Regions from separate parts of the Homo sapiens genome. Here region 1 is linked to region 2. Evidence: chromatin loops called from intact Hi-C (ENCODE). Cell type or tissue: PC-3. All regions are shown on one strand. Links, peaks and the distances in the headings refer to the core of each region. The heading gives the core; the rest is flanking DNA.

The links. Hi-C counts contacts between places; a loop is a spot of excess contacts. Peaks named below come from ENCODE experiments on the same cell type or tissue, not always from the same donor. Only the 100,000 strongest peaks of a DNase experiment are listed, where the experiment ranks them.
Region 1: a loop joins it to region 2, with 3 times the contacts of the local background. A loop is called at or near these places in 19 of 110 quality-filtered maps.

Annotation. Positions count from the first base shown.
Region 1 is chr15:101,285,571-101,293,298 of GRCh38, forward strand. It overlaps SNRPA1 (small nuclear ribonucleoprotein polypeptide A'), which reads right to left. Exons shown (of 9, transcript NM_003090.4): 2 at 7,455-7,602; 3 at 6,392-6,470; 4 at 2,086-2,132; 5 at 1,338-1,440; 6 at 644-723; 7 at 156-231. Among named protein-coding and RNA genes, the nearest start is that of SNRPA1, 5.8 kb to the right of the region's middle. RefSeq lists an enhancer at 7,635-7,714. In PC-3, for the core only: CTCF peaks have their summits at 3,506 (motif pointing right) and 3,521 (motif pointing right); no DNase peak of the experiment used is centred there.
Region 2 is chr15:101,571,959-101,589,508 of GRCh38, forward strand. No RefSeq gene overlaps it. Among named protein-coding and RNA genes, the nearest start is that of LINC02348, 34 kb to the right of the region's middle. RefSeq lists an enhancer at 7,332-8,531. In PC-3, for the core only: CTCF peaks have their summits at 6,808 and 7,010; a DNase peak (open chromatin) is centred at 8,063; H3K4me3 peaks cover 642 bases; H3K27ac peaks cover 1,060 bases.

The DNA.
Region 1 (7,728 bases), core at 2,230-4,729, 290 kb before region 2:
CTTTATGCTAGTTTTTCCTTAAACAGAAATATTGCTGTATGCTAATAACTGTGGGAAAATGAAATCTGCAATGTTCGGAACATGTTTATTATCCAGCTTTGTGTTCTGAACCCATCTTAGCTCATTCCAGTCCAAGAATCCTAACACATGATTACCTTGATTGCTTCTACATCCCCTGGAGATGGCCCACCTTTCTTTTTGTCAGTTGGCAAACCAGCACCTGGATTAAAACTTAAGAGGGGGAAGAACATAACTGTTAGACCTAGACCAACAGAAGTTGCTTCTCTTTTACTTTCAAAAGCTTTTGAAAGTAATTCAACCAGTGTAGTATCTTATCTTTGTTAACAAACTGATACAAGAACTCTCTCCTTCAGAAACACCATCCAGTTCATCTTCCTATATAGAAAATAGGATGTACATGGTATCACATGAAGACTGACTACTGAAATATTTGCTCTGCTAAGCTGGTAGAAATTTCTTGTGATGTGTGGACCATTGATGTACATGGACTATAAGCACTCAAATTTAATACCACATTAATATGTCAGAGTTTTTGGTTAATTTTGTAGGAGACGAACTGCCAGACAGATCAGATCATGTTTCTGAAGGTGAAGTAGAGTTAAGTTGGATATCCGTGTCTTACGTTTTGCTTCTCCTGGCAATATCCTTTGCAAGCTGTGCACCCCGTTTGCCCTTGAACATTTTCTCTGCTTCCTGACGCTCCTACAGCGACACCACACACAGAGTTAATGGAAATAGGAATACCACATGCATTTAGATGCATTCCTCAGAAGACATGGAAGCGAACTCTCCTACAGTACTCCGGGCTGGTGAAAATACCAAAAAGCAATTTCAAATTAAGAGAAGACACAGTGGTCTTCTTTCTTTGGTAGAGCTCCCTGAAGAAAGTTCATTCTCCTAGCTCCAAGGAGGGGATCCCAGGGAACTAAGAAGGCAATTAAATGAATAATAAAATAATGAATTCCTAATAAAGGGAAAAATCATCCTAACACACGGAGCTGCACGAAAGTAGGTTACATTAAGTTCTCCGCTGGGAACGTATCTAGGCAGACAATCCACTGTTAAGACTGCTCACCGTGGCCTCAGCACTTTGCGAACTTCGGAATAGCCAGCATTACATAAGAGAGCTCCAACTTAAAAGTTCTATCATAAACTCTGCTATTAGAAAAAAATGTGATGTAACATTTTCCCTCCCACTTTTATTACAAACTAATGGTAAAATTTACTCATTTAGACAATTTTAATAATCAGTAACAAAAATATAAAGAAAAACACACAACTCTATAATGGCTCACAAGCAACAGATTACTACTTACTTTTAGTTTCACTTTCTGGAAATCCAGTACTCTGACTTGCGGAACTTTATAAATCACATACAATCTGTAATGCTTCTTATTGGTTACCGGATTTCTTAGGATACTACAAGAAAAGGAATGACACAATGGCAAACTTGTTCATGGCACAGCACTCAAGAGGTCTGTTTGAATAGTCTAAGGAACCTATAAATCAAGGGAACATTCACATTCTTCACATTGCAACATTGTAACAATTTAACATTAAGGAAATATATTCAATCTTTCTTTGTAAAAGGCACTTTTTTTTTAAATTATACTTTTAAGTTCTAGGGTACATGTGCACAACTTGCAGGTTTGTTACATATGTATACATGTGCCATGTTGGTGGGCTGCACCCATTAACTTGTCATTTACATTAGGTATATCTCCTAATGCTTTCCCTCCCCCCTTTCCCCACCCCACAACAGGCCCCGGTGTGTGATGTTCCCCTTCCTGTGTCCAAGTGTTCTCATTGTTCAATTCTCACCTACGAGTGAGAACATGGGGTGTTTGGTTTTTTGTCCTTGCGATAGTTTGCTGAGAATGATGGTTTCCAGCTTCATCCATGTCCCTACAGAGGACATGAACTCATCCTTTTTTATGGCTGCATAGTATTCCATGGTGCATATGTGCCACATTTTTTAATTATCTGATTACATTAAGGTCAAGGCTGGTAAAAGTAATGTTATTTTAAAGGGCTTCATTTTGTCACAATATGTAATTCCCATACCTTAGGTAAGTCAGCGATTTGAGAGATGCCAGAGGGTCCAGATCACCCTGTCAAGCAATAGCCACAGGTAAGAACGCGAATACCACACGCTATTTTGAGATTCTGAAATGGAGAGTGCTTTTGAAGCAAGTTGTCTTTTCATTATTTACTGAATTTTTACTCTCTAGCAACAAGCCCAATACTAGCACATCACAAATGTTTAAATAATTTCTACCGATGAATACATGGGAGCTTCTTAAAATCTTGGCATTAACAGCTTCTGTCTCAATAGCAGGAGATAAGAAATTGCTTTCCTACAGGAATCTCAAAGTGGCTGCTGAGCCATGATTTGGAAAAGAAAACAATGGCAAAGCTGATGGGACTCTGGAGCAACCTATTCACACTGGGAACTGCAAGCCAGAATCTTGGTGTAAGTGGGCTTTCCTGCTAGCGCCAGCTTCAGCGTCTAAGAACAACAAAGGTATACTGTCTTTTGAAAGAAGGTACATTTATCCTAGCTGCCCCTGAAAATCTCTTTAAATAAAATTTGCAGGGACAAGGAATAGTATAGCTTAAAAATGATCGAATTAATGGAAAGAAGGCAGGGTGATTTTTTTTTTTTTTTTTTTTGAGACGGAGTCTCGCTCTGTTGCCCAGGCTGGAGTACAGTGGCGTGATCTTGGCTCACTGCAAGCTCCGCCTCCCGAATTCATGCCATTCTCCTGCCTCAGCCTCCCAAGTAGCTGGGACTACAGGCGCCCACCACCATGCCCGGCTAATTTTTTTTGCATTTTTAGTAGAGACGGGGTTTCACTGTATTAGCCACGATGGTCTCGATCTCCTGACCTCGTGATCTGCCTGCCTCGGCCTCCCAAAGAGCTGGGATTACAGGCGTGAGCCACCACGCCCAGTGGGCAGGGTGAATTTTTAATCTTCTCCAATTGTTCCATAAAACATAGTGCAATAAGGATAGCAAAAAAACAAAAACCTATGGTTACCAGCTACAACCAAGCTAGATGGCAAGGCATTCTGCAGTAACTCTAAAATAGGAACAAGTAGAGACAACCCATGTTGAGAGCAACAAGGCTTGCAGGGTGACGGCCTTTGTACAGGAAGAAGCAGAGGGGAGGCGAGGAGCCGTCTTACAAACTGGAGAACTCCAGTGACTGAGAAAAGCAGGCCCAAGACCAGCATGTTCCAATAATGACTACAGGGGTCTGTGATAAGGGCTGCAGGGGCAAGAGCAATTTGGGCCCTCACTCTTAATAGAAATCATGTCCCAACACGGCCCTGCCCTGAAGAGAAACTGCTGGAACAGGCGCAAATTGGGTAGATGGTGGGGAAGGGGTGTGTGTGTGCAAGAGGCACAATGAGAAAAAAAAGTACAGATAAAAACAGGGAGAGCAGAGCCAGAAATTCTCAAAAAGCAAGCTGCCATCTTCAAATATGTCACAAAAACCACCAGAGGGAGCTCTAGAGCTTGATACTGTTTTACCCCCACTGAAGATGATCCAAAAAGGAATAAAGAACAAAGTGGTAACATTTGTTACATACACAGTGTAAAACGTAATGGCGATGTAGTGATGGGCTTCAAAAAAGAATAAATATGTAACAACCCGAAGGCTGCTGAAATGTTGAAGGTCACTGTACTGTATTGTTTAGCAGGGTAAAGGTGTCAAAGTTTAAAATTAAATGTTGAAGGTCATGGTACAGTGATCTTAACATTTAATTTTAAACTTTTATAAATATGTGTGTTTTAATTCCTACGATGCTAACTCAAGATTGAAAGAGAGTAATTTCTAAACCATCAGAAGAAAAAATGGAATGACAGAAGGAGAGCATCTACAATAAAGGAGAGAAAACGGATTGAAGAACGGGTGGGACAGACAGGAAGCCCCAGAACAGAGAGAAGACAAACTGGAACACACCAGTAATTACATTAAATGTAAACAGACTAAATATAAATAATTCACTTAAAAGAGCTTTCAGACTGGATTGTAAAAAATTCCAACCAGAGCTGGGCGCGGTGACTCACGCCTATAATCCCAGCACTTTGGGAGGCCAAGGCGGGTGGATCACAAGGTCAGGAGTTCGAGACCAGCCTGACCAACATGGTGAAACTTCGTCTCTACTAAAAAAAAAAAAAATACAAAAATTAGCCAGATGTGATGGCGCCCACCTGTAATCCCAGCTACTCGGGAGGCTGAGGCAGCAGGAGAATCACTTGAACCCAGGAGGCAGAGGTTGCAGTGAGCCGAGATCTCGCCACTGCACTCCAGCCACTCCATCTCAAAAAAAAAAAAAAAAAATTCAACCATACAGTTTTTAAGAGAGAAATCTAAACTACAAGAGGTACAGACAAGCTGAAAGTAAATTTTGGATGGAAAACGATTTATCATGCATATAACTAACCAAAACAAAGATTGTTTCGAGGTAAAAGAAACCTCAAGGTAAACAGCATTAATAGAGATCGAGGGTCACAACATAATAAAAAGTTTCCGTTCACCAGAAAGATATGAATAATTTAAAATTTGTATGTATCAAATAAGGCAACTTCAAAATATACAAAACTAAAATCGACAGAACTTCAGGGATAGTCAAATCCACTACCATGCTGTGAGATTCTAACATACCTCTCTCAATAACTGATAAGCCCAGTAGTCTTCATCTTTGCAAAGAGCTTTAAATACAACTCTAATTTCTCTAACAGCACCTATCATGAGACACATTGCCTATAAATATGTATTTCGGGTTGAATACTTCACACACTTCAGAAAGGACATGGCCATGGACCAGTGCTGTCTTATGTTTGTAGTCAAGCATCTCCTTGAGAATCTGAAGGATGCTATGGACCTTGTCCACAAGGAAAGGAACACAGTTCATTCTCAACAATCAGGAAAATACGGGAGGAAGGTTAAGTCACAAAATTAAGTTATACGATTTTTTTTTTTTTTTGAGATGAGGTCTTGCACTATTGCCCAGACTGGAGTACAGAGACATGATCATGTCTCACTGCAGCCTCGACTGATGGCTAGGGCTCAAGTGATCCTCCCACTTTAGCCACTGGAATACCTGGGACCACAGATGCACGCTACCACTTTTGGCATTTTTTTTTTTTTTTTTTTTGAGACGGAGTCTCTTTCTTTGCCCAGGCTGGAGTGCAGTGGCATGATCTCAGCTCATTGCAACCTCTGCCTCCTGGGTTCAAGCAATCCTCCTGTCTCAGCCTCCCAAGAAGCTGGGATTACAGGAACCCACCACCACGCCCGGCTAATTTTTGTATTTTTAGTAGAGACGGGGTTTCACCATATTGCCCAGGCTGGTCTTGAACTCCTGACCTCGTGATCCACCCGCCTCGGCCTCCCAAAGTGCTGGGATTACAGGCATGAGCCACTGCACCCGGCTTTTCTAAAAAAATTACTTATAGAGAGAGACAAGGTCTCACTATGTTGCCCAGGCTGGTCTAGAACTCCTGGGCTCAAGTGATCCTCCCACCTTGGCTTCCCAAAGTGCTTGGATTACAGGCATGAGCTATGGCACCTGGCCTACAATATAAATTTAAGCATCCAGTGTTTAAGTGAAGAATTTAGGTTACAAAACAATACACAGTATCTCAATTATGTTAAAAATTGGATACACAGAACAGAAATTTAAAAAGCATGAAAACAGTTCCAAGTGGATTGTTCATCTAACGTGAAGAGTAAAACAAGGTTTCTAGACTGGAACTGTTCAGCAAGATTTAATGCATATCAGATATGTAATCTAAAATTTTCTAGTAGCCATGTTAAAATAGGTGAAACTAATTTTAATAATATGCCATTTAACTTATTATCCAAAACGTTATCATTTCAACATCGATATAAAAAAATTACTGAGATAGTTTACTTTTTTTTTTTTTTGCACTTAAGTCTTTGAAATCCAGTGTGTATTTTATAGTTCTAGCACATCTCAATTATAAGTAGCCACCTGTAGTTACTGGTACTATATTGAACACTGCAATTGTAGAAAACAACATAGGAGTTTATAACCCTGGAATAGGGGAAATTTAAACATCAAAAGGGCTACAATAAAGAAGAAGATTGATTCATTGGACTGCACCTAAATTAGGAACTTCTCTAACAAGACATCCTAAGTCAAAAGTCAAGTAAAAGTAGGAAAATATTTGCAACATACGGCTGCAGAACCCAAAAGGCCCAGATCCTGAATTAAGAAAAAGACAAGAAAGAGGATACTGAGATCATTTTCTAGATTTTGTAAATTTTCTGTAGGAAGCACATAGTACCTTTAACCCCACCCACCAAATACATTTTCCTTCTGTGCAACTTACCAGTTCCACGAGACTATTATTGGTGAGAATGAGTTCTGTCAGACAGGGCAGAGCCTGATCAAGTCCCTCACCTATACGGCTAAAATAAAAATAGAGTCTTAGTAAAAGTGAAAATTAAATAAGCTAACAATTTTATCTACCTCCTTGCTCAGAGGATCACAGAGAGACACTTAGAGATCCTTCTTCCAACACCCTGATAAAGAGGAAACAAAGCAAAAAGAACCCTTTTCTGAGGCCACAGGGTCAGCAACAGAAGTGGGATTTTAGACACTGCCTGGGGCTAATTCCACTGTCATACCATCTAGTGGAACCTGAGAAAAGGTGCAACTCCTGGGTGGCACAAACTACTTAACTCACTTCATGATTTTTTGTGCAGGCAGCACAGAAATACAAATAATTCTGGATTCCCAGCTCAGGTACAAGACACAACAACTATACTATAGGGGAATGGTTAACCTATGAGAAATATTTCTATCTGAAGGAAATCCCACTCACCACCCAGTACCTTTAAAGACATTATCTATACACCAAGTGCTTTTTTTCCAATAAAGTTTACACAGAGCTGATGAAGGCAGGGTCAAAAAAGATCTCAATTTCAATAAGTAACAGTCTAGAAATTAGTTGCAGTTAAAAAAAAAAAAAAGCAGAGACGCTCAGTCAAAAGTATAATTGTTACCTTTATATATCCTTTTACTATGACCCCTTTGATAATTGTTTTAGAAGCCAAAATGTATACAAAGCAACATGTTTTTATTTAGAAACTTAACCATGAAAATAAAAATACATGATTTCTGAACAGATACAAGTAAGACTAGACTAATGCCAGGTTAATCTCTGGATCTCTATAGGAAAAGTGAAGTTCATTTCTCATTTTAAGAAAAAACATGTATTGAATGTGGCTTCCATTATGGAAAAAATATTTTTTCAAAATATAAATAAAAAAGAAAAAGAAAAAGAAAAAGAAACATGTAGGTTTAACCAGTAGCACGTGCTACAACTTCTTCAGGAAACACTGCAACATTTACTCTAGGGGAAAAAATTACTTTCCCCTACAGACACGTACCATATTCTGTTGTTGTTCACTAACAATGTTTTCAGTCTTCTCAACAAAGGAAAACCATCCAGTTTCCTGATCTCATTGTCAGAAAAATCAATAGCATCAAACTGGTCTAACGTAGCACCTAGATTTTCAATGACGGGAATTTTATACCCTATAAAATGGAGGAAAAAAACACAAGAGGTATTAATATAACTAAACAGTTGCCCCTTAAAGCATTAGCTGTATTTCATAGTATCTGACTCCAGGCTTTGATTTATTCAGGAAGTATTACCTAGCA
Region 2 (17,550 bases), core at 5,736-8,235:
ACCTGAGGTCAGGAGTTCAAGACCAGCCTGGCCAACATGGGGAACCCCCTTCTCAACAAAAACGCAAAAATTAGCCAGGCATGATGGCGGGTGCCAGTAATCCCAGCTACTCAGGAGGCTGAGGCAGGAGGATCGCTTGAACCCGGGAGGTGGAGGTTGCAGTGAACTGAGATCATGCCATTGCACTCCAGCCTGGGCGACAGGGTGAGACGCCGTCTCAAAATGAAAAAAAAAAAAAGAAAAACACTAGCAATGAGACTTGGTGTGCTAATCATGGATAGTTAAGACTTGTGGATGTCAAAGTTCTGCTCTGCAAAGTTTTTTTTTTATGTTCTGCATAGTTTGAAAATTTATGTTCTGCATAGTTTGAAAACAGTAAAGTTTATCCACTGGGCAAATGCCATACTCATTTCCTGTTAAGAGTACAGAGGGTAGATTGGAAGAATAGTGATACACTTTCTAATGCATTGGTTCTGGCTCTCCATTATCTATGTATGTATGTATCTATCTATGTATGTATCTGTCATCTATCTATCTGCCTACCTGTCTGTCTTTCTCTATATATATATCCTCACTCCCAAGGAAACCAAAGATATATCTGTTGATCACATCATTGTTTAAAGAAGCAAAACTAAAGGAAAATGCTTGTAAACATTTTGAATTGCTTTGCATAGTTTTGAGATAATTGGTGTCAGAATTTTGACTTTCTATATTTGAAAGAATGAAATAAAAATTTTAAAAAAATTAAAAAGCAGAAACGGCCTACTACCGAACAGCCATTCCTCCCTCCTCCTTTGGAACAGAACCTGATTGCTTTAGGTCTTCATGTTCCTGGTGCAGCCCCAGCCCCAGAGCCTGGACCTGTGTTGGTCTACATCCACCATGATCATTCTAATCAGAAGCCTAGGAAGAGGCATGTGGCCCAGTTCTGGCTGATTAGATATTAGAAAAGTCTCCCAGGAGAGGGTCTGTGATGGATTTCTTGGTTCTCGAAATAAGACACAAGGAAAAGATAGTTCCCTCTTCTGCTCTGGACACTGCATGGCCAGAATGTGTTTCCTGAACTCACCACAGCCCTCCGCAGCTAGCTGACATGCTGAAGTTGGCAGACAGAGACAATAGGGAAAAGATGAGACTTGATGGCAAGGCCCTGGGACTGCTTTACTTTGGGAATTCTTATTATATGAACCAATAAGCCTCCATATGATTTAAGTTGCCATGAATTGGCTGTTTGATTACTTGCAGCTGAAAGCATCCTGAATGACAGAGATCCACATCTAAACTCACAGGATGAATTTTCAGAATAGCCAGGATAAATCTGAAAAAAAAGAAGAAAATCCTAAAAAGTGTCCAGAGGGGAAAAAGACGGATGGTCCTCAAAGGAATGAGAATGAGATAAGCCGGAGGCTGAGAACATCACTAGATTCTTGAATACCATGGAGCAGAGCTTTCAGAGACTGAAGGAAAATGGCTTCAACATAATGGTCCAGCCCAAGTGACCTTCCAGTGTGAGGACTCACCACAGAAGTTTTTGGATATGAGGGAATTTAAAAAGTTAACTGCTCATGCATTTTTTTGGGAGGAAGTAACTAAAGAGCATACTCCAGCAAAGTAAGGAAATGAACCAAGAAAAGGGACAAGAAAGACTCTAGAAAACAATAGTTTTGAACCCCAAAGAGCCACCAGAAGACCCAGGACTGCATTTGAATAGCAAGCCTGGATATTAACCATTCCACTGGAGTGGGAGGTCAGAAGGCTCTGGAAGGAAGGACCTGTGAGAAATGGGCTCCTTAGAGAACAGCGTGCTTGAGACACTGCAGGAACCTGAAGTCACGACAAAGGCAAGCAACGTAAGAGGGAGAAATGAAAAGCAAAGGGATGCAGAGTCGTGTATGATGCACCTGGTCCAAATTAGTCCAGGATTTGGATAGGATTCAAGAATAAGAATGAAACAGACCCTGAGCAATTAGAATTTTAGGAAGCAGGAAGCTAGGAGGCATTTGTTGGGTAAGGTGAAAGTTTCTTCTATCCAAAAGAAAAACAAGCTGAACGTACAAGATATAATCCAGATTTGCAGCAAACCAAAATGTATCTTGATTTTGAGCAATTGACAGTGTGAAACAATCAATTGGAAATATTTTCCTTTCATGACTCAAGGACACTGTCAGTTGAACCACACAGAAGGGTATGTCATTCCAGAGCGTGGCTTGACTCAGCAGTGAATAGAATTTGCAGTGAAATCATGTCAACGTTATATTGCTTGTCTCTTGGCTTTTACCTTTGAGAATCAACCTACAAATAAATTCCATATCAATATTCATACATTGATAAATGTTATCCATCTTAACAACATAGAAATGTGTTGACAGAAACTGGGAAGCAGAACTGGGATGAGTAGAGGCAATAATGTCCTCATTCCACCGAGCAAGAAGCAAGAGACAGAGACCGCAGTTGCTACAGCAAGAATGAGCAGAGATAAGATGTTTATGTCATTTAAATATCTCCTGATTTCAGTGGTAATGCTTACAAAGTTCCACCAGTAAATATCATGTTTCCTGTGGCTTGTTTGTTTGTTTGTTTCTTTCAGGCAGAGTCTCACTCTGTCACCCAGGCTGGAGCACAGTGGTGCTCTCTGGGCTCACTGCAACCTCTACCTCCTGGTTCAAGCAATTCTCCTGCCTCTGCCTCCTGAGTAGCTCAAGCAATTCTCCTGCCTCAGCTTCCCGAGTAGCTGGGACTACAGGTGCCTGCCACCATGGCTGGCTAATTTTTGTATTTTTTGTAGAGATGGGGTTTCTCCATGTTGGCCAGGTTGGTCTCGAATTCCTAGCCTCAAGTGATCTGCCCGCCTCGGCCTCCCAAAGTGTTGGGATTACAGGTATGAGCCACTGCACCCAGCCCCTCTGGCTTGATTTTTAAAAATTTTTTTTATCTCTGGGACATTTTAGTTCTACAGAAAAAATTAAGCAAAAAGAGAGAGTTCTCACCCCTCGCTAATTTCCCCAATTTTTAACATCCTGCATTAATGAAGGTTTTTTTTTTTTTTTTTGTTTGTTTGTTTGTTTGTTTTTTACAAAGGGTGAGCCAATATTGACACTGTGGATTGTTTCTTTAGGTTGAGAAAGTTTCCATACATTATTAGGTTTTTGAGTATTTTGATCAGCCTGGGTGTTAGGTTTTTAAACTTAAGAAATGTATCAAGATGAATATATTTCCCCTTAATATGCTAGCGAAGTATGTTAATAGTTTTCAATGTTGAATAATAACAGTAAAAAATAGGATTAATCAGTAGTGTTCGGATGTTTTGGAGGAAAAAATAACTTAGATATATACCTCACACACCACACCCAAAAGCAAATTCCAGGTAGACTAAAGATCTACATGTAAAAATCCAAACCATGAATGAGTCAGAGGAAAATATAGAAGAATGTTTTTACAATCTTGGGATGGGAAGGCCTTACTAACCAAGATAAAAGGAAAAGACGAGGAGATTTTATTACATAAAAATGTAAAATATGTTTCCTGCACCCCATCCCACCCCCCAAGCTGCCACTAACAAAAAGGAAAAAGATAAAAAGATCAGTGGGGCCAGGCGCAGTGGCTCACGCCTGTAATGCCAGCACTTTGGGAGGCCAAATCGGGCAGATCACAAGGTCAGGAGATTGAGACTATCCTGGCTAACACAGTGAAACCCCATGTCTACTAAAAATATAAAAAATTAGCTGGGCGCGGTGGCAGGCGCCTGTAGTTACAGCTACTCAGGAGGCTGAGGCAGGAGAATGGCGTGAACCTGGAGGCGGAGCTGGCAGTGAGCCGAGATCGCACCACTGTACTCCAGCCTGGGGGACAGAGCGAGACTCCATCTCAAAAAAACCAAAACAAAACAAAACAAAAATCAGTGGTAGCCTGGGGTTGGGGGAGGAAGGGATGAACAGGTAGAGCACAGAGGATTTTGAGGACAGTGAGACTATTCTGTATGATACTATAATGATGGATACATGTCGACATTATGTGTTTGTCCAAACCCATAGAATGTACAATACTGGCCAGGCATAGTGGCTCATGCCTGTAATCCCAACACTTTGGGAGGCTGAGGTGGCTGGATCACTTGAGGTCAGGAGTTTGAGACCAGCCTGGTCAACATGGGAAAACCCCATCTCTACTAAAAATTCAAAAATTAGCGGGGCATTGTGGCGCACGCCTGTAATCCCACTACTCGGGAGGCTGAGGCAGGAGAACCACTTGAACCCAGGAGGTGGAGGTTGCAATGAGCTGAGATCGTGTCATTGCACTCCAGCCTAAGGGACAGAGCGAGTGACACTGTCTCAAAAAAAGAGAATGTACAACACCAAGGTGAACTCCAGGGTAAATGATGGACTCGGGCTGATAATGCTGCCTCAGTGCAGGTTCATCAATTGTTACAAACGGACCACTCTGCTGGTGGATGTTGGTAATAGGGGAGGCTGTGCCTGTAGTGGGAGAGGGTGTATGAGAAATCTCTGCACCTTCTGCTCAATTTTGCTGTAAACCTAAAACCGCTCTAAAAAATAGTTTATTTTTAAAAAGCTAAAGGACAGGCTGAGATAAAATATTCACCATACATAGTAGACTTAGGATTAGCATGCATAATATATAAAGAGGCTCTGCATATTGGCAAAACAAGAAACAACTTATTAGAAAATGGATGAAGGATAGAAACAGGCAATTCACCAAAGAATTCCAACTGCTTGTAAATACGTGAAAAGATGCTCAATATCAAAATGTAAGCAAAACACTGAGAGACCTATCAGAATGCTAAAAATTAAATGGGTGGTATGTCTAGAAGGCAACAGAAAAGGGTGAATAGTCAGGGAGAGTCCACCTCAGAAAACCAGGGATGCTGAGGGCTTGCCTTGCTGCTCCTTGAGGTCAGTGCTGGCTGTGAAGGGTGAGGAGCAGGTCTGTGTGGTTCTGAGTCTTCCCAGCAAGGAAGACAGGCGTTAAGCTCCAGGTGGTGGGATCACAGCTGAGCCCACCATGGCAGCTGAGGGTGACCTAGCATTGGTCACGGATGGATGACGTCCATCCATCAGGGTGGATGACAAAGGTTGGTTAGGACAATGGGCCCCAGCCCTTCCCAGCAGCCTCCTCTCACAGCCTGGTCCTTCTCCCTCTCTGCCCCCACCCCATGGCCCTTGCCATCCCTTCTGGAGGCAGGGAACCCCACACTCCAGCTGTGTCCCGGCTCTCTGCATCCCTGGCCCACCCCATCCCCAACCTCCACCAGAGCAGCATCAGATGGAGGAAAAGAAAAGGGGCAAGAGGAAAGAGGGATGGGAAAGGAACTCCAATATCATTTCTTTCCTCCGCATTTTGTCCTGCTAAAGACAGTTTTTTAAAAAAATAATTAAATCTGCCGATATAAGTTCATTGGGAAAAAAATTAAGGACAAATGGAAAATGATGGACCAGTTTAATAATCTGTGGTTAATCATATTAGCCCAGCAAGTAACACAACCTTGATTTCATTTTATTTGGAGGCTTTTGGGGTTGGAAATATGGGTGGTTAGGCTTATCCCTAGCCCCAAAGCTAACTTTTTTTTTTTTTTTTTTTTTTTGAGAGGGAGTCTAGCTCTGTCGCCCAGGCTGGAGTGCAGTGGCAGATCTTGACTCACTGCAAAACGCTCTGCCTCCTGAGTTCAAGAGATTCTCCTGCCTCAGCCTTTTGAGTAGCCAGCATTACAGGTGCCCGCCACCGTGCTTGGCTAGTTTTTGCATTTTCAGTAGTGACTGGGTTTCACCATATTAGCCAGGCTGGTCTCGAACTCCTGACCTCAGATGATCCACCTGCCTCTTCCTCCCAAAGTGCTGGGATTACAGGTGTGAGCCACCATGCCTGGCCCAGAGCTAATTTTTAATCCAGCAATGAGGAGGGACAGGTAAGGATCACCCCAGGGACAGAGGACGCCATTTGCCAGGGACATCACTTGCCTCCATTCTCTGGCTCCTACCTCTAGCTGCATCTTCGGGGGGCCCGGACCCACTCTCCTCACTCCCTGCCCCTCTTCAGGTCCTTCCATGAGCCCTTTCTCTTGCCCTGAACATGTCCTGTTTGGTGATAAATAATCTCCCTTCCATCCTTAATCTTTTCTCCTGTCTTCTTCTACCTGTTGGTCTAAACCAGCCTGATGTCTCCCCAGGGTCTCCGTGCTGGGCAGCCTTCTTAAATGGATATGTTGCCTCCCCGAGTCCCAGGGGCAGAAGCGGGGTCCACATGTCTTGGAGCTGTGTGCAGAACATTGTTTCACAGTCACCTCTCCAGGCTGTCCTCCATGGACGTCTACACTATCCATTGGTCCGCCCTCTCCCCGTCAGCATCACTGAGGCACCTCTAGACCCAGTCCAGTTCTTCCTCACACAGCACCCTTCAGAGTCCCAAGTCCCCTGGGATGTGTCTCCCCCTCAAGTCCGGTGACTTCTCCTGCACTATTCTCACGTGGCCCCGTGATGCTCAGAGCTCACTGCAGTCCCAGAAACCACCCTCAGAGGTGTATGTAGAAACAGGGTAACTGAAGGCTTGGGTGTGCACAAAGTCACCTGGGCTGGAGGCACAGGCCCTCAGTGTGGCTTTGGAACTGGTCCTCACACTGCAGAACTGGAGCTGCATCTCTGACATGACCCAGAAGTGGGGAGGGGGCGGAGGATCAGCGGCGGGCTCCCCATGCACAGCCTCTCTGCGGAGGAGGCTCAACTGCCTCTCATGCCCAGGACGCTGGTCCCTCAGTCGTGATCCACACCAGCCACACAGACGCCCTCTGCCTGCCTCCCACAGGCATGACACTGTTGCCTCCACCGCTGCAGAAAACCAAGTGCCTTCGCCACCATCTCTGTGGTCAGAGCAGAATGAAAGCAATCGGAGCAAGACCTCAGCCTCACCTCCCTGTCCAGGTGACATGCATCTGGCTGTCAGGCCCTTACTGACAGCCCAGAGGCAAGTGGTTCTGAGAAACGTGGGCTTGAACTTTCCAGCCCCCCAGAGGATATCCCCAAGGATGCTGGAGTGGAGGGGCGGTGGTCCAACATCTGCCACACTCACCGCAGTGCCCACCCCTGCCAGGACTCACTCCTTTGAACCCATAAATAACTTTGATCATATCTCCCAGGAACGTGTATATATGTATATGTGTGTGGGGTACATATGTGTGTGCATGTGTGTCCCCTTGTGTAGAGGGTCTGTGTGACTGTGCCAGGGGGGAGAGAGAGACACACACACGCAGTGATAGAGAGAGACAGAGAGAGAGAGAAAGACAAAGAGCCCACAAAGGGGCTGTGCGTGGGGAGCCAGCAGCTGACCCCCTGCCCCCCTCCCCACTTCTTGATCATGGTTTTAACCTCCTTGAAGGCAGGAGATAGGGATGGACTCACTTCCCTGCACAGAGCAGGAGGCTCAGTTCCGTTTGCTGAATGGCGCGGCTGGAAGTGCTCTGGGGGAAGGAAATCAAAGAATATAAGGAAACACAAAGTGGGGAAGGGAACTGACTTTCACAGACAGCTGCATGGCAGTTCATTTAGATGGGGTCAGGTTTTGGCCATCAAAAAAAGCTAGGAAAAACCTTCCTTTCAGAGCTCTTTGACCTTCGGAATCAGAGAAAAGGGATTGTCAGACGTTGCTGTTTTGAGTTATTTCTGGTTTCCCACTTAATTCTCACAGGTCTCAAGGTTGAGCAACTCATTTTATAGGAGAGAAAACGGAGGCTGGGCCAGAAGGACTGTCCTGGGATTGTCGTGGCAGGTGTGGGCTGAATGGAATGGCTAAGCCTCTTCCAACACTGTTCAAACACCCCTCTGTGGAGGAAGAACTGGGAGTCGGGGGCCAGTGCTGCTGTCCCGGGGAACTCCGAACATACACCCCAGATTTGTATTCAAGACTCATTTGTCACTCATGACTCATTTCCAAGTGATGGAATTCCAACTCACAATAGCTTATAAGTTTAGGGGCAGGTGGGGGACTTATTGCTTTGAGTCATGGGGACTTCCAGGAAAGCACAGCGCTTCAGGCATAGCTGGACCCAGGGGGTGGGCAGCCTGTTGCCCAGCAGCTCCAATGAAGGCAATGACTGGCCCAGCTTCGATGGTCTCTCCCCATCCCAAGGAGGGTCAAATTATCTGACTGGCTGGATCTGAGTCACGTCTCAAACTCTGTCACCAGAGGTGGGGTCAGTGCCAACTAAAAGGAAGGAGGGTTAGCCTCCTAAAGACAGCTGGCCAGACAAAAGACATACCGGCAAGGCCACACCACGCACTCACTAACTTGAGCCCCAACTTGGCCTGACCCCCGCAAAGGAGAGAGGGATTCTTTCTGAGACCAAAAACCCTTTCCCAGGTGGAGCACTCCTCTCTAGCAGCCATTTCTCTCCTTAACCGGAACATCACACTCGGCACGTCTGCAAGGGCATATTAAAGTATAAAAGCCACAGAAACAAAATTGAAAATAAAATTTATGACCCTTTTTCGAGCCAATATCCTAAAGCTGACCAAGATAGCCAACCAGATGTGGTCCCGTAAATTGCGGGAGAAGTGTAACGGGCACTTCTATGAAAGCACACACATAGAGGGGGACTCTGCTCATTTCCTAGGTCCCCGGGGAATGGATGAAGAATGTCTCAAAGATCTCGCTTCAGACAGAGAGAAGAGGTGCACTTGCCAACAATCAGCTCATCTCTTCCTTATTTCTGCTAAACTCGTCAAAGCTCGTCTGTTTCAGCTCCTCGGGCCACCTCAGCAGGACTGTTATTGCTACAGAAAAGTTCTGATACGGCCTGAGAACTTCTGTTTCTCTGGCTTAGAGATGTAGGTGGAGGGGCAAATATCTGAGTCCGATTCTGGTCAAGGATGTGCCATTCTTTTTCTTCCCTTTTAAGTCTTTTATTTGCATCTATTTTATGCTGAACTTCTTCCCACGCCGTAAATGTTTGTTTCTTCAGATTCTTCTGGGATACATTTTCTTCTGTGCAACCTCCTTTTCTGGCTTGGGAACAAATTTTCTTTTTTTCTTCAGCAAGGATCACCTCATGGGAGTTCATGTATGGGTTAATCCCACCGTGAGTTCTGTAAATATGGTGGTGCCAATATCTTGGGTACTTTGTTCACCTAGACATGTTCGTTGACCAGAGAATTTACATCTAAACCCTTAAGTTCAGCATTACTCTCTGCATTTTTAAGCAGGTGTGGCAAAAATTCCATACTCTTTTGGATCCTTGGTATCTAATATCTTGGGTACTTTGTTCACCTAGAGATGTTCATTGACCAGAGAATTTATATCTAAACCCTTAAGTTCAGCATTACTCTCTGCATTTTTAAGCAACTGTGGCAAAAATTCCACACTCTTTTGGAGCCACTGACCCTGCATCCAGCCCTACTGTTGGCCTGGGCACACCTCTCAACTCCACCATCATAAGACAGAATGACACACATTGCTTCGGTTAAGATACACCTTTCAGACACTTGGTGGCTTTCCAGATACACACACCTGTCATGGTCTAGGAGTGTTCTTAAAGTGAACACAAAGATTTAAAACTCTTGATGTGCATGATTTTGTGGGGGTTTTCTGCGTCAAGTGAACAGTAAACCACTTTCACAGGTCACCAGAGACCGCTTATAGGCAGAGCTCCCATTCTCTTTAGATGTAACCTTCTCCTCTGGTTGGATGGAACAGGGGCCATGGTAAAAGTTGCCCACAAGACCCAGAAATGCGTGCGTGAGTGCATGCGCGCGCGCGCGCGCACACACACACACACACACACACACACACACCCATGGAGAGCCTCTCCAACAGAGCAGAGGGAAGACAGGACAGACTCTTCACATGGAAGGCTCAGAACATTCCACAGGGCAGTGGCCAACTTTCCACTATAGCAGGCCTGTTTCATGTCCAGCTAACACCTCTTCTCTATCGTTTCTTGCTAAGAGAATAGTGTCTGACGACAATGTGCTCAGGAACGAGGAGTGAATTATGAGTCCCTCCACCAGTGAGTTGAGGGGTAAGGGTAGAGGTGAGCATGTGACCAGTTCTGGCCAATGAAACACAAGGATAAGTCTTCTAGGAAATTATGGATTCATTTTTTACCCTGATTAGAGAGGGGCAAGGGGGAAAATGTTCCATTTTTGCTGTCTCCTTTTCTCCAGCTTTGTGTGCATGGCGTCAGGCAGTGCTGCTTCAAGCTGCTGCAACTATCAGACCAGAGAATCCCAAAAAAGCCAACTTAGAACGAAGGATCCACTGTGAAACTGCCCACCTCTCTGCTTCCTGATAGGTTAGATAATAGTACTTGCATCATATGAGATAGTGTTATATTCTGTTACTTGCTGCTCAGAGGTACCAACAGCTATACTCATGGTTGCTTCTCTGACTTGAGACAGAACTGGGATAAGACGTCACACCAGTGCCCATCCTACTTACTTGGAATTCCACTTTAGAAGGCTTTCCACACCTGTTTGGAGCATTCACCATGTAACTGATACATGCCTTGGGCTCACATCTCCACTTCCATCCAGACATGTTAGGGATAATTCTTGTGGCAGTCACCATGGCCTTGTGTCTAACACTATTTAGCACAACTACATAATTTTGCATTTCTTTTGCTTTTTTTAAAAATTAAACTTTTTATTTTGAGCTAATCATAGGTTCTTCTGCAGCTGTAAGAAATAATATAGAAAGATACAATGAACGCTTTACCCAGTTTCCCCCAGTGGTAGCATCTTGCAAAACTATAGTACAATATCACAACCAGGAAATTGATATTGATAAAGTCAAGATACAGAACATTTCCATCTGCACAGGAGTCCTCCATGTTTTACTTTTACAGCCACATATACTTCCCTCCAGCCCCCACCCCCGCCACACTCAGTCCTTAAACCCTGGCAATTGCTAATTCATTATATGTTCTCCATTCCCATAATTTTATCATTTCAAGGCTGTTACATAGATAGACTCATACAGTAGGTAACCTTTTGGGTTTTTTTCAGTCAGCATAATATTCATCCTGGATATTCATCCTAGTTTTTACATGTATCAGCAGTTCACTCCTTTTTATTTCTGAGTAGTATTGCATAGTATGACTGTACCACAATTTGTCTAACCATTCACTCACTGAAGAACACCTGGGTAGTTTCCAGTTGAGGCTGTTATGAATAATGAAGGTATGAACATTCATGTACAAATTATTGTGTAAACATAAGTCTTGATTTCTCCAGGATAAATACCCAGAAACACAGTTGCTGGGTTGTACGGTAGTTGCACACTTATTTTCTTAAGAAACTGACAAACTGTTTTCCAGAGTGACTATACCAGTTTATACTTTCACCATCTATGTATAAGTAATCCAGTTTCCCTGCATCCCTAGCAACATTTGGCATTGTCTCTTTTATTTTAGCCATTCTGATAGGTGTGCAATGATACCTCATTTTGGTTTCAATTTGCATTTCCCTGATGGCTAATGATGTTGAACATCTTTTTATATGCTTATTTGCCACCTGTATATCTTCTTTGGTGAAATGTCTGTTCATGTCTTTTGCCCATTTTCTAATTAGGGCTTTTTTTCTTTTTTATTTCTCTTTCTTTTTTTTTTTTTTAACTGTTGAGCTTCAGAAGTTCTTTGTATATAATAAATACTAGTCCCTTGTCACTTATGTGGTTAGCAATATTTTCTCCTGGCCTGTAGCAGCTTTTCAACTCTTAACAGGGCCTTTTGTAAGGCAAAAGGTTTTATCTTTTTTTTTTTTCTTTAAGTTCTGGGATACATGTGCTGAACGTGCAGGTTTGTTACATAGGTATACATGTGTCATGGTGATTTGCTGCACCTATCAACCCGTCATCTAGGTTTTAAGCCCCATGTGCACTAGGTATTTGTCCTAGTGCTCTCCCTCCCCTTGTCCCCGACCCCCAACGGGCCCCAGTGTGTGATCTTGCCCTCCCTGTGTCCAGGTGTTCTAATTGTTCAACTCCCACTTATGAGTGAGAACATGTGGTGTTTGGTTTCCTGTTCATGTATTAGTTTGCTGAGGATGATGGTTTCCAGCATCATCCATGTCCCTGCAAAGGATATTAACTCTTTCTTTTTTATGGCTGCATAGTATTCCATGGTGTATATGTGCCACATTTAGGTTTTATCTTTTTATTAAGTTTAATTTATCAATTTTTCCTTTATGGTTCGTGTCTTTGATGTTAAGTTGAAGAACTCTTTGCCAGACTCTATATCCTGAGCCAGGCATGGTAGATAGAGCCTGCAGTCCTGACTGTTCAGAAGGTTGAGGCAGGAGGATTGCTTGATTGAGGCTGCAGCAAGCCATGATCATACCACCACACTCCAGCCTGGGTGACAGAGTGAGACTTTGCCTCAAAAAAAAAAAAAAAAGTTTTGCATCCCCAAGATGTTTTCCTATGATATTTTTTCTAAAAGTTTTAGTTCTACATTTATAACTATCATTCATTCCAACTTATTTTCTTGTATAAATGAGAGGTCTAACTCAAGATTCCATGTTTTTTTAATGGGTGCCTACTTTATCCAGCACCATTTATCAAAAAGGCTATCCTCCCTCCATTGAATTTTTTTTTAGAGACAGGTTCTCACTCTGTCATAGCTCACTGCAGCCTCAAACTCCTGGGCTCAAGCAGTCCTCCAGCCTCAGCCTCCCAAGTTGCTGAGATTATAGCCATGGGCCACTGAGCCCAGCCCTCTATTGAATTCTTTTGCATCTTTATCCAAAATCAGTTGGGCATATTTGTGTTGGTCTATTTCTGGATTTCTCTATTTGATTCCATCAAACTATGTGTGTATCTCTCCATCAATACCGTAGAGTTTTGTTACTGTATGTTTTAAAGTTGAGTAGACCAATTCCTCCAATTCATTCATCCTTAAAATTGTTTCAACTCTTCTAGTTCCTTCGCCTTTCCTTATAAATTTTAGAATATTTATATCTATGTATATATTTATTTTTTCAAAAACCTTGCTGAGATTTTGATAGAAATTACATTTAGCCAATAAATAATTTGGAGAGCATAGGCATCTTTACTACATTGAGTCTTCCAATCCATGAACTTAGTATGTCCCTTGATTTAATTAGAGCTTCTCTGAATTCTATCATGAGTATTTTGTAGTTTTTAGCATACAAGTCCTGTAAGCATTTTATGACATTTATGCCTATTTCTTTGTCTTTTTTTTAGTGATCATAAATAGCACTGTATTTTAAGTTTCAGCATCCACATGTATTAATAGTATAAAGAAATAAAATTGATTTTTGTATGTTGTTCATCTTTCTATGTCCTTGATAAATGCACTTATTAGTTCTATTTTTTTTGTATATTTCTTGGGATTTTCTGTATAGACAATCATATATGCAAATAGGAACATTTTTAGCTCCTTTTTGATTTGTATACATTTTATTTCCTTTTATTACCTTATTGTAATGGCTAGGACTTCCCTACTATGTTGAATAAAAGTAAGAGTGGATATTTTCACCTTATTCCCAAACTTAGAGGGGAACTATTCAGTGTTATTATTATTATTCAACTAAGCATTAAGTATAATTTTAGCTGTAAGGGGTTTTTTTTGGTACATGGTCTTTCTCCAATAGAGAAAGTTCCTTCTATTCTTAGTTTTCTGTAAGTTTTTTTTTTAATCATGAAAAGGTGTTGATTTTTGTCAAATGCTTTTTCTGTACCAGTTGATACGATTATGTGATTTTTTTTCTTCAGCCTGTTAATATGGTGGATTACATTAAATAACTTTTGAATATTGAACCAACCTAGCATCCTTGGAGTAAGTCCAACTTGCTCATGATTTAGATTTTTTTTCTATATTGATAAATTCTATTTGCTAAGAGTTTGTTAAGAATTTTTGTATCTATATTAAAGCGGGATGTTAATCTTTAGTTTTCCCTTTTTTTAATTGTCTGTCTGGCTTTGGTATTAGGGTAATAGCAGCTTTATGAATCAGTGGAGATGTGTTCCTTCCTTTTCTATATTTGGAAAGAGATCATATAGAATTGGTTTTAAATATTATTTAAATGTTTGGAAAACAATCTTCAGTGAAACCATGTGTGTCTGGAGATTTCTTTCTTGGGAATTTTTAATTTAAAAATTCAATTTCCTGACTTTTGGTTACCAGTGCAACATCTAAAGAGCTTGAAAGTTGTTATTCCCATCTCCACAGCAAACAAACCAATGAAAACACCAAACAACCTGAAAATCAACAATTCTTCTTAGATCCATCAGGGAATTGAAGCCACAGGACAAACTGCCACTTTGAAAATTACAGTGACAGATGGGTATTGAAATTTATAGCTGAAATCACCTTCCTTTCCCCGCCAGAACCTTCTAAGAACACTTAAAGGGTAGCTGACTAAGATTGACTGTAGACCAGCTTGAGAGCTAAACTCCTAGAACCTGGCTTAGTGGGCCCCACATTCTCATGAGTTTTACTTCTAGGAGACATACCAGATTCTCACCAGAAAGATTGGAGAAAATCCCAAAATATTTGGTGATTAAACAAATTATAAATAATACATGGGCCAAACAAGCCTGAAGAGAAATATTAAAATATTTTGGACTAAATGAAAATAAAAACACAACTTATCAAAATTCACAGGATGAAGCAAAAGTAGTTCTTGGGGGAAATTTATGGTATTAAATGCATTATCAGAAAAAAGAAAGATCTAAAATCAATAATCTAAACTTTTACCATGGGGAATTAGTAAAAGAAGAGCAAATTAAATTTAAAGTAAAAATAATAAAAGAAATAATAATTAGAGCAGAAATTAGTGAAATTGCAAACAGGAAAAAATAGAGAAAATCGACAAAATCAAAGCTGATTTTTTTCAAGATCAATAAAATTGATAAGACTCTAACCAGGGTAACCACAAAAAACACATCAGCAATGAATAATAGGAATGAATAATATCAGAAATGAAAGAGGGATCATCACTACAGAGCCCATGGACACTAAAAGGATAATAAAGGAATATTATGAACAACTCTATTTAACTTAGATAGAATGGACCAAGTACATGAAAGATATAATCTATCAAAACTCACGCAGCCAGGCACGGTGGTTCACTTCTGTAATCCCAGCAATTAGGGAGGGTGAGGTGGGCGGATCCACTGAGGTCAGGAGTTCAAGACCAGCCTGGCCAACATGGTGAAACTCCATCTTTACTAAAAATACAAAAATTAGCCAGGCGTGGTGGTGTGCACCTGTAATCCCAGCTACTCGGGAGGCTGAGGCACAAGAATCTCTTGAACCTGGGAGGTGGAGGTTGCAGTGAGCTGAGATCAAGATTGTGCCATTGCACTCCAGCCTTGGCAACAGAGTGAGACTCCATCTCAAAACAAACAAACAAACAAACAAACAAACAACAAAAACACGAAAAACCAACCAAACAAAAAAACTCTCACAAGGAGAAAAGTCTAAATAGGCCTATATCTGCTTAAAAAATGGAATTAGTAACTAATGACTTTTCAAAACTGAAAGTACCAGGTCCAGGTGGTTTAATAGATGAGTTCTGCCAAATATTTGAGGAAGAAAAGATTTCTATAATCTCTTCCCTAAAATAGAGGGAGAAGGAATACTTCCTACTCATTCTATGTGGACAACATTATCATCATAACCAAAACAACAAAAGACATCACAAGAAAGAAAAACTACAGATCAATATCTTACATGAACATAGATGCAAAATCCTCAAAAAATATTAGCAAATAGAATCCAACAATGTAGAAAAAAGTACATATATTACAACACAATTAAAAATGCTCAGCAGGCCTGGTGTGGTGGCTTACACCTGTAATCCTAGCACTTTGGGAGGCTGAGGCGGGTGGATCACCTGAAGTCAGGAGTTCAAGACCAGCCTGACCAATATGATAAAACCCCATCTCTACTAAAAATACAAAAATAAGCCAGGTGTGGTGGCATGTGACTGTAGTCCCAGCTACTTGGGAGGCTGAGAGAGGAGAACTGCTTGAACCTGGTAGGTGGAGGTTGCAGTGAGCTGAGATTGCACCACTGCACTCCAGCCTAGGTGACAGAGTGAGACTCTGTAAAACAACAAAAACAAAACAAAACAAAACTCACAAATGAGGAGGAATAGAGAGAGATGAACTTCCCCAACTTGATAAGGAACATATTCAAAAAGACTACAGCTAATATCATACTTAATGGTGAGAAACTAGATGCTTTTCTTCTATGATTAGAAAAAGACAAGGATGTCTTTTTTTTACAACTGCTATTTACCATTGCACTGGAAGTCCTAAGTAATGCATGCAATAAGACTTTAAAAACAGAATGAAGATAAACTGATTGGGAAAGGAAGAAATAAAACTCTCTTTGTTCACAGATGATATGATTGTTTATATAGAAGACTTCCAAGAATAATCACAACCACAATATTCCTGGAACTAATAAATGATTACAGCAAGATACAAAGTTAATATACAAAATTCAAAAAAGTATTGTCCTACATTTCATCAAAGAATAATTGGAATTTGAGATTAAAAACTCACCATTTATATTAGCACCAAAAATGAAATTCTTAGGTATAAATTTAACATAATATGAATAATATCTATATGAGAAAAACTACAAAGTTTTGATGAAAGAAATCAAAGAATAGTAAATAAATGGAGAGATATTCCATGTCCATGGATAGAAAGACTTGATATTGTTAAGATGCTAGTTCTTCCTAACTAAACTTTATCTATAGATTTAATGCAATCCCAATGAAAATCCCAGCAAGTTATTTTGCAGAAATAGACAAAACTGATCCTGAAGTTTATTTGGAGGCCAGGAGCGGTGGTTCATGCCTGTAATCCCAGCACTTTGGGAGGCTGAGGTGGGTGGATCACCTGAGGTCAGGAGTTTTAGACCAGCCTGGCCAACATAGTGAAACCCCGTCTCTACCAAAAATACAAAAAAATTAGCCAGGCATGGTGGTGAGTGCCTCTAATCCCAGCTACTCAGGAGGCTGAGGCAGGAGAATTGCTAGAACCCAGGAGGCGGAGGCTGCAGTGAGCCAAGATCACGCCATTGCACTCCAGCCTGGGCAAAAAGAGTTAACCTCCATCTCAAAAATAAATAAATAATAAAGGTTATAGGGAAAGGCAAAAGATGTGGAATAGGCAACACAATATTGAAGAAAAAAAAAAGTCAGAGAATTGACACTATCCAACTTCAAAATTTACTAAAAAAGTACAGCAGTCAAGATGGTATGATATGGATAAAATAATAGGCAAGCAGATGAATAAAACAAAATATATAACTCAGAAATAAATTCAACGGAAATAGTTGGAAATACATTCAACTGATCTTTGGCAAAGAGGATCAAAGGTAATTCAATGGAGAAAGGGCAATCTTTTCAACAAATTATGCTGGAAAAAACTGGGGACACACACAAAATGAATCTAGACAGAGATCTTACACTCTGTCTAACACGCTGTTTTAGCTTAAACAAAAGCTAACTCAAAATGGACGAGCAAAACTATATAATTTTTAGAATAAACATAGTAGAAAATCTAGGTGAC